2 separate regions of the Homo sapiens genome follow, and region 1 is linked to region 2. The links are chromatin contacts, found by Hi-C or POLR2A ChIA-PET in ENCODE. All regions are on one chromosome and are shown on one strand. The core of a region is the stretch at or near the end of the contact, and the rest is flanking DNA. Distances in the headings are between cores, read along the strand shown.

Evidence for each region. A loop is a pair of places that touch in the nucleus more often than their neighbours do. ChIA-PET counts read pairs that join two places held with the same protein, here RNA polymerase II (POLR2A). Pooled maps may share reads with other maps.
Region 1: a loop to region 2 is called in a pooled map, with 4 times the contacts of the local background. The contact joins the promoter of RPS6KB1 here to the promoter of SMG8 in region 2. A Hi-C loop is called at or near these places in 1 of 168 maps with a recorded cell type or tissue (CD8-positive, alpha-beta T cell) and 9 of 50 pooled maps. POLR2A ChIA-PET finds 5 or more read pairs at or near these places in 1 of 52 experiments (endothelial cell of umbilical vein).

Annotation. Positions count from the first base shown.
Region 1 is chr17:59,890,315-59,897,712 of GRCh38, reverse strand. It overlaps RPS6KB1 (ribosomal protein S6 kinase B1), which reads right to left and starts at 4,592. Exons shown (of 15, transcript NM_003161.4): 1 at 4,388-4,592. The coding sequence starts at 4,528. TUBD1 (tubulin delta 1) reads left to right here and starts at 4,770. Exons shown (of 9, transcript NM_016261.4): 1 at 4,770-5,016; 2 at 6,672-6,882. The coding sequence starts at 6,711. RefSeq lists a silencer at 4,175-4,374 and an enhancer at 4,565-4,844.
Region 2 is chr17:59,204,365-59,211,325 of GRCh38, reverse strand. SMG8 (SMG8 nonsense mediated mRNA decay factor) reads right to left here and starts at 1,291. Exons shown (of 4, transcript NM_018149.7): 1 at 1-1,291. The coding sequence starts at 1,274. PRR11 (proline rich 11) reads right to left here. Exons shown (of 10, transcript NM_018304.4): 10 at 4,617-6,961. RefSeq lists an enhancer at 1,413-1,482.

The sequences.
Region 1 (7,398 bases), core at 3,343-5,842, 680 kb before region 2:
TTACAGGCATGAGCCACTGTGCCCGGCCTTAAACAGGATCTTTTTTAAGTTAGGTGGCAGATATTCAACTTTGTCCATAAATGTATCATTTAGTCTCATCTTTTAATCTCTAATTAAATAAACTATGGAAATACCTATATTTACTAACGCATAGTCACTCTGTAACGTACCTTGAAAGGCACATCTCTCTAAACGGGATCAATTAGTTTTAAAAAAAAATACACACTATGATACTACAGTTGTAAAAATACAGCACCTCGAGTTTAACTGCAATTATTAAGTCTCTAGGTATACGAGGTTAAACCTGAATGATTGGTTCCTTAGCAATGACAAGACAAGCTGAATTTCTGTGAACTAGCTAATTGCTTAATACGCCAGGATATTTTGAGAGTACTGTACTTTACGTACTTATTTAATGTAACCCTCATGTTATAGAAAACATTAGAGATTAAGGAATTTACTCCAGGTCACAGAGTGAGTATGGCCAAAGGAATCTGAATTCACTTTTGACATACCACAAAGAGGAACATTATAAACACAACTAGTAAATGCAATGAAGAACCTGTGCAATGAAGCCTGCTGAATTAAGTCAGAAGACACTACCACTATGTGATCTTTGGCTATCATATGGCCTATGCCTCAGTTTCCTTACTATAAAATGAGGAAAACTGATATGCACCAATGTTTAAAAACTTTGTGTAATAAATTAAAGTCTATAAATTCACAAATAGAAACTATCAGAAGATTTTCTAAGAATCTAAACTTCTCTCATTTTCCAGAATTTTTTTTTTTTTTTATTTCAGGGTAATCTGGATGTCACCGAATCTCCTTGGATTGTCAACCCAATCGTACTCCAAATCTTCCATTATCCATCTTGAGGCACCTCTTAGAAAAAATAACACACTAAAAAGAAATATTTTCAACTCCAAAAAGTGTTGCTAAGACATATTTTACAGAAGTCTCTTCCTCAAAATCCTCTTTAATTGCCTTTGCTCTTTCCCCAGACTTTCTCTCCCCAAAATCGGGGCCATATTTCTTTCTCTTTCCTATTTCCACCAATTTTTCTGACCTCCTCCTCACACCTTCTCAAAATCCTACTTGCTTGTACCCAGCAGGACAAAAGCCCTGGAACACCTACTGTTCTTGAAACACAAGAAAGTGAAAAGAAAAGTCCCAGTTTACACAGGAATTTTAACAGAGTACTGTACTTTCAAAAAAGAATAAACCTGGCTGGGTGCGGTGGCTCACACCTGTATTTTGAGAGGCCAAGGCAGGCAGATCACCCAAGTTTGGAAGTTCCGGACCAGCCTGACCAACATGGAGAAACCCCGTCTCTACTAAAAATACAAAAATTAGCCGGGCCTGGTGGCGGGTGCCTGTAATCCCAGCTACTCGGGAGGCTGAGGCAGGAGAATCGCTTGAACCCGGGAAGTGGAGGCTGCAGTGAGCCGAGATAGCGCCATTGCACTCCAGCCTGGGCAAATAGAGCAAGACTCTGTCTCAGAAAAGAAAAAAAAATAAAATAAAATAAACCCAGTCTGGAAATTCTATCAGTTCAACTAATGAAGATATAAAGCACCTTCCTATCCAGTTTTCTCCCCTGCCCTGCTCCAAAGCCACTGTCATAGAGAACCAACATAACTGATAAAGAGTATGGTATATGGTATAAATAATGAAAGTAATCTCATATTTGTTTCCAATTGTAACTAGTGTACCATTATGTTCGATTAAGAGGCTAATTGGAATTCTGCATGAAAACATCATTGAAAAAGCACACACCAACCGGATGCAGTGGCTCACGCCTGTAATCCCAGCACTTTGAGAGGCCAAGGCTGGCAGATTGCTGGAGCTCAGGAGTTCAGGCCCACCCTGGGCAACATGGTGAAACCCCATCTCTACTAAAATACAAACAATTAGCCAGGCATGGTGGTGCGCGCCTGTAGTCCCAGCTACTCGGAAGGCTGAGGCACGAGAATCGCTTGAGCTCAGGAGGCGGAGGCTGCAGTGAGCCGAGATCAGGCCACTGCATTCCAGCTTGGGCTACACAGTGAGACTCCATCTCAAAAAAAATTAAAATAAAATAAAGTAAAAAGCCTGGTGGGGTGGCTCACACCTGTAATCCCAGCACTTTGGGAGACTGAGGCAGGTGATCACCTGAGGTCAGATGTTCAAGACCAGCCTGGGCCACATGGTGAAACCCCATCTCTACTAAAATACAAAAAAAGTAGCCAGGTGATGTGGCGCGCCCCTGTAATCCCAGCTACTTGGGAGGCTGAGGTAGGAGAATCGCTTGAACCTGGGAGGCAGAGGCTGCAGTGAGCCGAGATCGCACCACTGCACTCCAGCCTGGGTGACAGAGGAAGACCCTGTCTCAAAAAAAAAAAAAAAAAAAAAGCCAGGCGCAGTGGCTCACACCTGTAATCCTAGCACTTTGGGAGGCCGAGGCGGGCAGATTACGAGGTCAAGAGATCGTGACCATCCTGGCTAACACAGTGAAACTCCATCTCTACTAAAAATACAAAAAATTAGCCAGGTGTGGTGGCACGCGCCTGTAGTCCCAGCTACTCAGGAGGCTGAGGCAGGAGAATCGCTTGAACCCAGGAGGCAGAGGTTGCAGTGAGCTGAGATCACGCCACTGCATTCCAGCCTGGGTGACAGAGCAAGACTGTCTCAAAAACAAAACAAAACAAAAAAACCAGAAAGAAAGAAAAGAAAAGAAAAGAAAAGAAAAAGCACACAACTCAATACCCACTTTCTAAACCGTGTGATTTTGATTTAGTCTTATTTGATTATGAAAAGAACAGTATTGGTCAGGTATGGTGGTTTATGCCTATAATCCCAGCATTTTGGGAGGCCGAGGCTGGTGGATCATTTGAGGTCAGGAGTCCGAGAACAGCCTGGCCAATATGGTGAAACCCTGTCTCTACTAAAAATACAAAAATTAGCCAGATGTGGTGGCGCATGCCTGTAATCCTAGCTACTTGGGAGGCTGAGCCATGACAATCGCTTAAACCCAGGAGGCTGAGATTGCAGTGAGCTGAGATCGCACCATTGCACTCCAGTCTGGGTGATAGAGTGAGACCCAACTCAAAACAAAACAAAAGAAACAAACAAGAAGAACAGTATTATTTTAGGCCACTTAGTTTCTTAAAGTGTTCAAAATTCTTTATATACATCATCTCAATCTTTTGTCAACAGTAGGGCAGGTGCCAGAGGAGAAAAACTGAGGGTGAGGCAAGGGAAAGGAAGCCCCTGTGTAATTAGAGCAAACATCTGACGTCATTAACCCATGTATTCAACTAGACATTGGAATTTAGATGCTAAACTACCAAGAGGTTATCAACTGATGATCATTTGGTCCAGGATCAGTGATTTAGTATGACAACATTTTTGAACTTCAGGTGCAATTTGTCATTTTTTGATAAATTTATCTAGGGAAAAAAAAAGTTATTCCATAAAGATTAACAAACCACTAAGCCAGCAGGGTGAAACCAAGCTATGCATTAGGAAATACAATTCTAAATTTAGCACCCTAAATTACAGCAAGGAAAGCCCTCATACCACCATTCACAAGTCTCTGTTCAGGCAACTTATTTCTGGCAAGCTAAATCAAGGCTGTCAACTGGTTTTTGGTTTTTTTTTCCACCTCAAAATTACATTAATTATTCTGAAAAAAATACAGACATCTTCAACTTGGGGAAAGGTTACAAGTGCCGTGTGTCCTTATAAATGCTTATTTTAAAAAGTCACACGGAAGGGGGTAAAAAAAAAAAAGCAAACAAACAAACCCTGGAAGATTGGAAGATGCAGCAGAGCCCCCTTGCTCCCGAAATAAAACTCCTGGTGGCTGTAACAGCAGCGGCAGTGCTACTCCCGACAGAAGTTTTCAGCTGTCACTTCTAACAGCTGAGCGCTTCCTAGGAGAGAAGCGACAGGCCGAGAAGAGAGGTGGTTGTGGGAGGTCTGAAGATTCAATACTTGAAATTCTAGACTCGAAGGGAAACCCTCCACACTTCGCCTGCACTTACGGGACACCCAGCAAGAGCAGCCCCCGTCTCCCCAACACACGCTCACGCCACCCGCTCCCCGCCACACTCAAGTCCAACAGCTCGAGGAATCGACCACGCGCCCGTTCTCTTTCCCTCTTCAGATCGCTCGGGGCTGCGCTGACCTGGGGCTAAGGGTGCGACCTGCACCTGCGAGCCCCGCAGAGGCCTCACACCTAGGGCCATGACCGCCCCGCCCGCTCCCCTGTCTCAGGCCGCGCGACCCTCAGCTCCTCAGGAGCCCCCCTGGGTCTCCACGCTCTAGGACACACCGCGCTTCCTGAGCCCGCGCCGCCGCCCCGGCCCTGTCACCTCGGGCCCCCGGGGACCCCGGGCCTCACCCCCTCCTCCAGCTCATCCTCAGAGCCCGCGTCCTCTGGCTGGTCCAGGTCTATGTCAAACACTCCTGCCATGTCCTCAGCTTCCCTGTCTCGGAAGTCCGGGGCTGGGTAAAAGCCGTCCCGCCTCCTTCGTCGCCTCATGGGCCCGGACCCGCCGCAGCCACCACAGCCGCTGCCGCCATCACCGGCTGCTTAGGCTCAGTGCGTCTGCGCCTAGGCCTTAGACTGGCTCCTAAAGTTCAGCGTAGGAGCATGCGTACAGGGTTCCGTGAAGCCAAACAGTGGGCAGTGGACATGCGCAGAACTATCGGCAGGATCCAGGCGCTGGCAGAAACATGCGCAAAACACCAGCCGAAGTCGCGCTTGGAGGACTAGAGCATGCGCATTGTCAGCTGGAGCGTTCGGTGGACAGTGAGCATGCGTACCATATCTGAAGTTCGTAAATTGAAATTGAACATGCGTAATTAATCTTTCTGAATAGGAAAAAATATATACACAACAAAACTCTCCGTTTATGGAACATGCGCATTTGTTCTCAGTAAGTTTTTCGTTTTGAAAGTGAGCATGCGCATGGTGAGTAGGTTGGTCCGAAGTTTGAACCGGACAGAAGCGCTGGTCGGCGTCTGGCGGTGAGTCGGGTTACGTGTGGAGAACTCCTGGGGCCCGTGGGGAACGGGGGACCTTTTGGCTTTGCTCTTTACTAGTTCTGTGGCCTTGGAAAAGTCAATAACCTTTCAGAGCCTCAGTTTCCTTATCTGTAAAATGAGGATAATAATAAACCTACTTTGCCGGTTTGACATTTTAAGCACAGAGTCTGTCTCACAACCCACGGCTCATTTCCAGTGCTGCATAGACCTGATGTGAAGTCTTTATCAAAACTTGTCTTTTCCTAGGTAAAAATAATGAGGAACTGCTCTAATGTTTCTTTTGCTTTCTTTCTTTTTCAAATGGAGACAGGGTCTCGCTGTGTTGCCCAGGCTGGTCTGGAATCCCTGGGCTCAGGTGATCCTCCCGCCTCGGCCTCCCAAAGTACTGGGATTACAGGCATGAGCCATTGCGCCCGGTTAATATTTCATCTGGTTTTCTTTCTCCAAGCTGCATCTTTCTTGCTGTCCTACCTGAGCTAAACACAAAATCTTTCTTACAGGTCTTACTAAAGTTACCAGGCTAGACTAGTGGAGAAAGCGTAAGCTATTATTTAGAAGAGAGAAAATTAATGTTAATTGAATGTACAATGTTGAGCACACTTCTGTGTTCTACATGTTCATGTGGTGTGAAGGGTGGTACTACTAATTTCTTCAATCAGCATTTGTTTTGTCTTGTTTTTATTTTTTTAATTTTAATTTTTTTTTTTTCTGGAGACAGGAGGATGTCACTTTGTCACCCAGGCTGGAGTGCGGTGGCAAGATCTTGGCTCACTGCAGCCTGGACCTCCCAGGCTCAGGGGATCCTCCCACCTCAGCCTCCCGAGTAGCTGGGACTGCAGGCGCACACCACCACGCCAAGCTAATGGTTGTATTTTTTGTACAAACAGGGTTTTGCCATGTTGACCAGGTCTGGAACAGCCAGGCTCACGTGATTCTCCCAACTCAGCCTCCCAAAATGCTGGGATTACAGGTGTGAGCCACGCACCCAGCCTCTTTTTTTCTTTTATCACTCCTCAACTGAGGAGAATGTTTTGTTTTAAACATATGTTTAGGAAAAAAGTGATTACAAATCAGATTTTGGAAACTATTGAGCTGTGTATGAATGGATTCAGGTACAGTAAATCACAAATCCCAAAACCATGTAGAGAGTATGAGAACTTCCTTGAATGACTAGCTCCTTAGACAACACAGCTGTTCTATCTCCAATATTATATACGTATGTGGCATTTTAAAATGACTTTTTGGGCCGGGCGTGGTGGCTCAAGCCTGTAATCCCAGCACTTTGGGAGGCTGAGGTAGGTGGAGGTGGATCACGAGGTCAAGAGTTCAAGACCAACCTGGCCAACATGGTGAAACCCCATCTCTACTAAGAATACAAAAATTAGCCAGGCGTGGTGGCACGTGCCTGTAATCCCAGCTACTCGGGAGGCTGAGGCAGGAGAATCGCTTGAACCTGGGAGGCGGAGGTTGCATTAAGCCGAGAACATGCCACTGCACTCTAGCCTGGGTGACAGAACAAGACTCCGTCTCAGGGGGGAAAAAAGACTTTTTATTGATGTATAATTAACATACATGGCATTTTATTTGTTCTTATTAGTAATGTAGTGGTTCTCAAAGCGTATTTTTTTCGATTACAGGTTGTTTTTAGAGGTAATACACCTAGTTTGTGGCTCAGCATGTCAATTGTAACAGTGCAACTTGGTCAGTGTGGCAATCAGATTGGTTTTGAAGTTTTTGATGCTTTGCTTAGTGACTCACACAGTTCCCAGGGACTCTGCTCTATGAGAGAGAATGAGGCATATCAAGCATCTTGCAAAGAAAGATTCTTCAGTGAGGAGGAGAATGGAGGTAGGTGTGGCCCACAGTCCTCTCCTTTACTCTGATCTAACCAACCCCTTCAAAGCCAGGCCTTCCACATGGTTTTTAAACCCCATTCCTTCCCATCTCACTAGGGAATTACTTTGTTTTTGCTTTTCATTTCTATGTTAATAATCTTTGCTTTTCCAGTGGCATTTTCCCTTCTGCATGCTCAGATCTCACCAATTTAAAACCAACCAAACAAAACTCATCTATTGACTGGCTTTCTTCTTCTTATCTCTTTGCCTTTCATCTAAGATTCTCAAAAGAGGACCCTGCTGGCTGGGCGTGGTGGCTCACGCCTGTAATCCCAGCACTTTGAGAGGCCGAGGCGAGTGGATCACAAGGTCAGGAGTTCAAGACCAGCCTGACCAACATGGTGAAACCCCATCTCTACTAAAAATACAAAAATTAGCTGGGCGTGGTGGCATGTGCCTGTAATCCCAGCTACTCGGGAGGCTGAGGCAGGAGAATCACTTGAACCCAGGAGGCAGAGGTTGCAGTGAG
Region 2 (6,961 bases), core at 42-2,541:
TTCTTGCTTAGAACTAGCTCCACATGCTGCCATAGGAATTCCCGAAGAGTGAAATCCACTAGCTGGCCTGAAGAACTGGAACTGCTGCTGTCAATGTGAAAGGAAAGTTGTTGTCGGCTGTGCTGCCTCATCACCTGGTATCGCCTAGGCCCAGAAAGGGGTGCAGGCACCAGCAAAGATTCCGGGTCCTTCACAGTACAATGACTCCTAAGTTGGTCCAGCAACATACCTACTGGGTCCTCCTCCTGGCTTCCCGGTACTATGTACACGAAAGCTTGGTTGGCAGGCACAGTAAAGAGGCAGTTGATGCTCTGATTAGTCAAGACACGACTCTTCCGGAAGATTCTATAGATCTGGTCCTCCAGGGCATGCTGCAGCCTCCTTTTGGGAGAATGTTTCTTGGGCTTGTCTGGATGAGCTGGGTCTTGGTTCCGAGGAGGTTCTACCTTGAGGGCTCCATTGAGTTGAAAGAGGAAAAGGAGTCTAGGTGGGCAAGGTCGGCAGTTTAGCTTCCAGTCTTTGCCAACTGGACAATCCTTAATGGCTGTTTTAAGGAGCGGCAGGACCTTCTGTCTCAGCCCATCCAGGGCTCTGAATACTCGATCATAAGTGATATCAAAGGAACAAGTGGGATGGACCAGAAGCAAGATATGACAGACAGAGAATAGGTAAAGGAGACTGAGGCACTGCAGCTTCTCTTGATGCTTCCAGAACTCGTGTGCTTCTGCATGAGGTAAAGAGAGTCCACCTCCAGCTTCCCCGCTCTGAAGAGCCCGACAAGCCCGGAGAAGCTGTGAATTGTCACAGATGGAGGTGAGGAGAAGATACAGAACTTTGCTTTCCTGACTGTAGTAGGCCTGCAGAAGGCTGTAGTCCTGGGAGCCTGCCTCAGTTCGGTTACCTTCCGCGACAGCTCCACTTCCCCGAACTGAACCCCCGGCTGCAGCCCCAGGGTCCTCGGCTCCACCGGCCTCACCCACGGCGCCAGCCTCAGTTCTGATTCCAGGTCCTGGATCCCCAGGATCTTGGTGGCGAAAGAGAGGAAAGACCTGTCGGTCGCACACCGTATTCACAAGAGAGAACTTCTCGGAATTCAGGCGTAGAGCCGTCTTGCCGAAGATTCCCACAACGCAGATCTCATCCTCCCGCCATGGAGGCTCCGGTCCGCCAGCCGCGCTCCCTCCGCCCTCAGTAGGGGACCCTCCGGGACTTTCAGAGCCCATCCAGGCTGATGCTCCCATTAGAAGGTCTCGCAAGCTCACGGGACCAGCCATAGTGCAGAGCGTTCTCTAGAGTCCTTCCGGTCCGTTAGTAAAACCGACCGGCTTTCGTCCAATTTTGAAATCCTTCCTCCGCTTCTTCAGTTCCTGCTTTCCCGTCACTTGAGTTCCGCCTCCTCTTCTCCTCTCCTAGTTTGTTTCCTCAACTGTAGGAATTGAGATATCAAAAACAAAAAACAAAAAAACAAAACAAAACTGGGACTACTGCGGTGGCTCACGCCTGTAATCCTAGCACTTTGGGAGGCCAAGGCGGGCGGATCACCTGAAGTCAGGAGTTCGAGACCAGGCTGGCCAACATGGTGAAACCCCATCTCTACTAAAAATACGAAAATTAGCCGGGCGTGGTGGCGGGCGCCTGTAATCCCAGCTACTCGGGAGGCTGAGGCAGGACAATCGCTTGAACCCGGGAGGCGGAAGTTGCAGTGAACCGAGATCACACCATTGCACTCCAGCCTGGGCAACAAGAGCGAAAACCGTCTAAAAAAAAAAAAAAAAAAAAAAAAAAAAGCAAAAATTAGGCGTGGTGGCGCATACCTGTAGTTCCAGCTGCTCAGGAGGCTGAGGCAGGAGAATTGCTCGAACCAGGAGGTGGAGGTTGCAGTGAGCCGAGATCACCCCGCTGCACTCCAGCCTGGGCGACAGAGTGAGACTCCGTCTCAAAAAAAAAAAAAATTGCGAAATATCTTTGTATGTAAATTATAACTTGCAGAACCTCTCTAACTAGAAGGCATATTGACAAATAGCTGCCAGGATAAAACTTACAACCAGATTTAAATGTATAATTATAACGTTTATTATTCTGGGGTTTTGTAAAAAATAAAAATCTTTGAATCTAAAAAAATTATCTATAGCACTATACAATAACATGACTGAATCTTTAAAATAAATGTTGATTGAAAGAAATCAGAAACAAAAGTGTATATACCCTATAATTCTATTTTTTTTTTTTTTTTTTTTTTTTTTTGGAGATGCAGTCTTGCTCTGTGGCCAGGCTAGAGTTCAGTGGCGCGATCTCGACTCACTGCAACCTCCGGCTCCCCGGTGCAAGTGATTCTCTTGCCTCAGCCTCCCAAGTAGCTGGGATTACAGGTGCGTGAGACCACACCCAGCTAACTTTTGTATTTTTAATAGAGACAGGATTTCACCATGTTGGCCAGGATAGTCTCAATCTCCTGATCTCATGATCTGCCCGCCTCGGCCTCCCAAAGTGGTGGGATTACAGGCGAGAGCCACTGCGCCAGGCCTGATTTTATTTCTATAGAGTTCAAAAGCAAGCAAAATAAACCATTGCATTTAGGGGTGTGTTCTTACTAAAAGCAAGGAAATATTTATTGTACCAAGTAGGTCAGTGATTACTTAGTGAGGGAAGGGATTATGATATAATATATATATTATATATATACATAATAATATATATTACACATATACATAATAATATATATTATATATATACATAATAATATATATTATATATATTTTGAGACAGAGTCTTGCTCTGTTGCCCAGAGTGGAGTACAGTGGTGCAATCTAAGCTCACTGCAAACTCCACCTCCCAGGTTCAAGTGATTCTACTGCCTCAGCCTCCCAAGGAGCTGGGATTACAGGTGCACCACCATGGGCGGCTAATTTTTGTATTTTTAGTAGAGATGGTGTTTCACCATGTTGGCCAGGCTGGTCTCGAACTCCCGACCTCACATCATCCACCCACCTCGGCCTCCCAAAGTGCTGGGATTACAGGTGTCAGCCACCACACCTCGCCTCCGGCCTAAAATTTTTTTTTTTTTTTTTTGTGAGACAGAGTCTCACTCTGTCACCCAGGCTGAAGTGCAGTGGTGCTATCTGGGATCACGGCAACCTCCATCTCCTATTCCCTGTCTCCGTCTCCTCAAGCAATTCTTCTGCCTCAGCCTCCCAAGTAGCTGGGATTACAAGCACGTACCACCACGCCCACCTAAACTTGTATTTTTAGTAGAGATGGGGTTTCCCCACGTTAGCCAGGCTGGTCTCGAACTTCCAACCCCAGGTGATCTGCCCACCCCGGCCTCCCAAAGTGCTGGGATTATAGGTTTGAGCCATCACGCTCGGCATTGATTTTTTAATTCATATATTTTCTATACTTACTATATACTTTTTTGTTTTTTTGAGACAGAGTCTCACTCTGTTGCCCAGGCTGGAGTGCAGTGGCGTGATCTCAGCTCCCTGCAAGCTCTGCCTCCCGGGTTCATGCCATTCTCCTGCCTCAGCCTCCCAAGTAGCTGGGACTACAGGCGCCTGCCACCACGCCCGGCTAATTTTTTGTATTTTTAGTAGAGACCAGGTTTCACCGTGTTAGCCAGGATGGTCTTGATCTTCTGACCTCATGATCCACCTGCCTTGGGCTCCCAAAGTGCTGGGATTACAGGCGTGAGCCACTGCGCCCGGCCAATATATACTTTTCTATAGGTATTATTATTTCTAGTTAAAAAAAAAGGTTAAAAAGGGAAAAACCAAAACTTTTATTAATCTTTATTTAAAGATGCAAGGTAGAACACATTTTAACACTGTACAATGGCAGTAGCAGCTTTGCAAATGTTTATCTATATGGACTTTTTTTTCCTGCCTGGCTTCGTTATATAGCAAAGCATTTTTCTTTTTTCTTTCTTTTTTTTTTTTTTTTTTTTTTGAGACAGCATCTTGCTCTGTCACCCAGCAGGCTGGAGTGCAGGTGGTATGAACACTGCTCGCTGGAGCCTCAACCTCCTGGACTCAAGTGATTCTCCCACCTCAGTCTCCCGAGTAGCTGGGACTACAGGCACATGCCACCATGCCCGGCTAATTTTTTGTTTTTTGTAGAGACAGGGTCTTGCAATGTTGCCCATACTGGTTTCAAACTCTTGGCCTCAAGTGATCCTCCCACCTCAGCCTCCCAAAGTGCTGGGATTACAGGTGTGAGCCACTGTGCCTGGCCCCCAAGCCTATAATTTTTTAATTTATATATTTTTCTATACTTAACATATACTTTTTTTTTTTTTGAGACAGTTTCGCTCTTGTTGCTCAAGCTGGAGTACAATGGGGCGATCTCGGCTCACTGCAACCTTTGCCTCCCAGGTTCAAGCCATTCTGGCTCAGCCTTCCCAGTAGCTGGGATTACAGGTGTCTGCCACTATGCCCGGCTAATTTTTGTATTTTTAGTAGAGACAGGGTTTCACCATGTTGGCCAGACTGGTCTCGAACTCTTGACCTCAGGTGATCTGCCTGCCTCGGCCTCCCAAAGTGCTGGGATTATAGGCATGAGCCACCGCACCCGGCCAACATTTACTTTTCTATAGGTATTATATTTCTAGTTTAAAAAGAAGGTTAGAAAGAGAAAAACCAAAACTTTTATTAATCTTTATTTTAAAACATAACCAGATGCACCTTGGTTGTTTACATTCTCTGGTTGCCATTCAGTCTCAAAGTAAACACTGGGAGCATATGATAAATCGTAGTTTAAGGAAGCCATAGCACTTACAGAGTTCTCAAATGGTTACAATATAAAATCTGTCATAAAAATCAGTAAAAGATGCAAGGTAGAACACATTTTAACACTGGTACAATGGCAGTAGCAGCTTTGCAAATGTTTGTCTATATGATTTCCACAGGACTTTTTTTTTTTGCCTGGCCTCATTATGTAGCAAAGCATTTTTTCTTTTCTTTTTGAGATGGAGTCTTGCTCTGTTACCCAGCAGGCTGGAGTGCAGTGGTATAAACACAGCTCACTGCAGCCTCAACCTCCCGGGCTCAAGTGATTCTTCCACCTCAGTCTCCTGAGTAGCTGGGACTACAGGCACACATCACCGCTCCCGGCTAATTTTTCGTTTTTTGTAGAGTTGGGGTCTTGCAGTGTTGCCCAGGCTTGTTTTGAACTCTTGGCCTCAAGCGAACCTCCTGCCTTAGCCTCCCAAAGTGCTAGGATTATAGGTGTGAGCCACTGCACTGGGCCATAAAGCATTTTTCTTTTTCTTTCTTTTTTTTTTGAGACAAGGTCTCACTCTGTTGCCCAGACTGTAGTGCAGTAGTGTGATCTCAGCTCACTGCAACCTCCACTTCCATCGTTCAAGTGATTCTCACGCCTCAGTCTTCTGAGAAGCTGAGACTATAGGCACATGCCACCACACCCAGATAATTTTTATATATTTTTTTTGGTAGAGACGGGGTTTCACCATGTTGGCCAGGCTGGTCTCAAACTCCTGACCTCAAGTGATACACCCACCTCGGCCTCCCAAAGTGCTGGGATTACAGGTGTGAGCCACTGTGCCTGGCCCCCAAGCCTATAATTTTTTAATTTATATATTTTTCTATACTTAACATATACTTTTTTTTTTTTTTTGAGACAGTTTCGCTCTTGTTGCTCAAGCTGGAGTGCAATGGGGCGATCTCGGCTCACTGCAACCTCTGCCTCCCAGGTTCAAGCCATTCTGGCTCAGCCTTCCCAGTAGCTGGGATTACAGGTGTCTGCCACTATGCCCGGCTAATTTTTGTATTTTTAGTAGAGACAGGGTTTCACCATGTTGGCCAGACTGGTCTCGAACTCTTGACCTCAGGTGATCTGCCTGCCTCGGCCTCCCAAAGTGCTGGGATTATAGGCATGAGCCACCGCACCCGGCCAACATTTACTTTTCTATAGGTATTATATTTCTAGTTTAAAAAGAAGGTTAGAAAGAGAAAAACCAAAACTTTTATTAATCTTTATTTTAAAACATAACCAGATGCACCTTGGTTGTTTACATTCTCTGGTTGCCATTCAGTCTCAAAGTAAACACCGGGAGCATATGATAAATCGTAGTTTAAGGAAGCCATAGCACTTACAGAGTTCTCGAATGGTTACAATATAAAATCTGTCATAAAAATCAGTAAAAGATGCAAGGTAGAACACAGTTTAACACTGGTACAATGGCAGTAGCAGCTTTGCAAATGTTTGTCTATATGATTTCCACAGGACTTTTTTTTTTTTGCCTGGCCTCATTATGTAGCAAAGCATTTTTTCTTTTCTTTTTGAGATGGAGTCTTGCTCTGTTACCCAGCAGGCTGGAGTGCAGTGGTATAAACACAGCTCACTGCAGCCTCAACCTCCCAGGCTCAAGTGATTCTCCCACCTCAGTCTCCTGAGTAGCTGGGACTACAGGCACACATCACCGCTCCCGGCTAATTTTTCGTTTTTTGTAGAGTTGGGGTCTTGCAATGTTGCCCAGGCTTGTTTTGAACTCTTGGCCTCAAGCAATCCTCCTGCCTTAGCCTCCCAAAGTGCTAGGATTATAGGTGTGAGCCACTGCACTGGGCCATAAAGCATTTTTTCTTTCTTTCTTTCTTTTTTTTTTTTTTGACACAGGGTCTCACTCTGTTGTCCAGACTGGAGTGGAGTGGTGTGATCTTGGCTCACTGCAACCTTCACCTCCAGGATGCACATAATTCTCGTGCTTTAGCTTCCTGAGTAGCTGGGGCTATAGGCACATGCCACCACGCCTGGATAATTTTTATTTTTATTTTTGGTAGAGACGGGGTTTCACCATGTTGGCCAGGCTGGTCTCAAACGTCTGACCTCAAGTGTTTTGCCCGCCTCAGCCTCCCAAAGTGCTGGGATTACAGGCGTGAGCCACTGTGCCAGGCCTTTTTTTTTTTTTTTTTTTTTTTTGAGGCAGGGTCTGGCTCTGTTGCCCAGGATG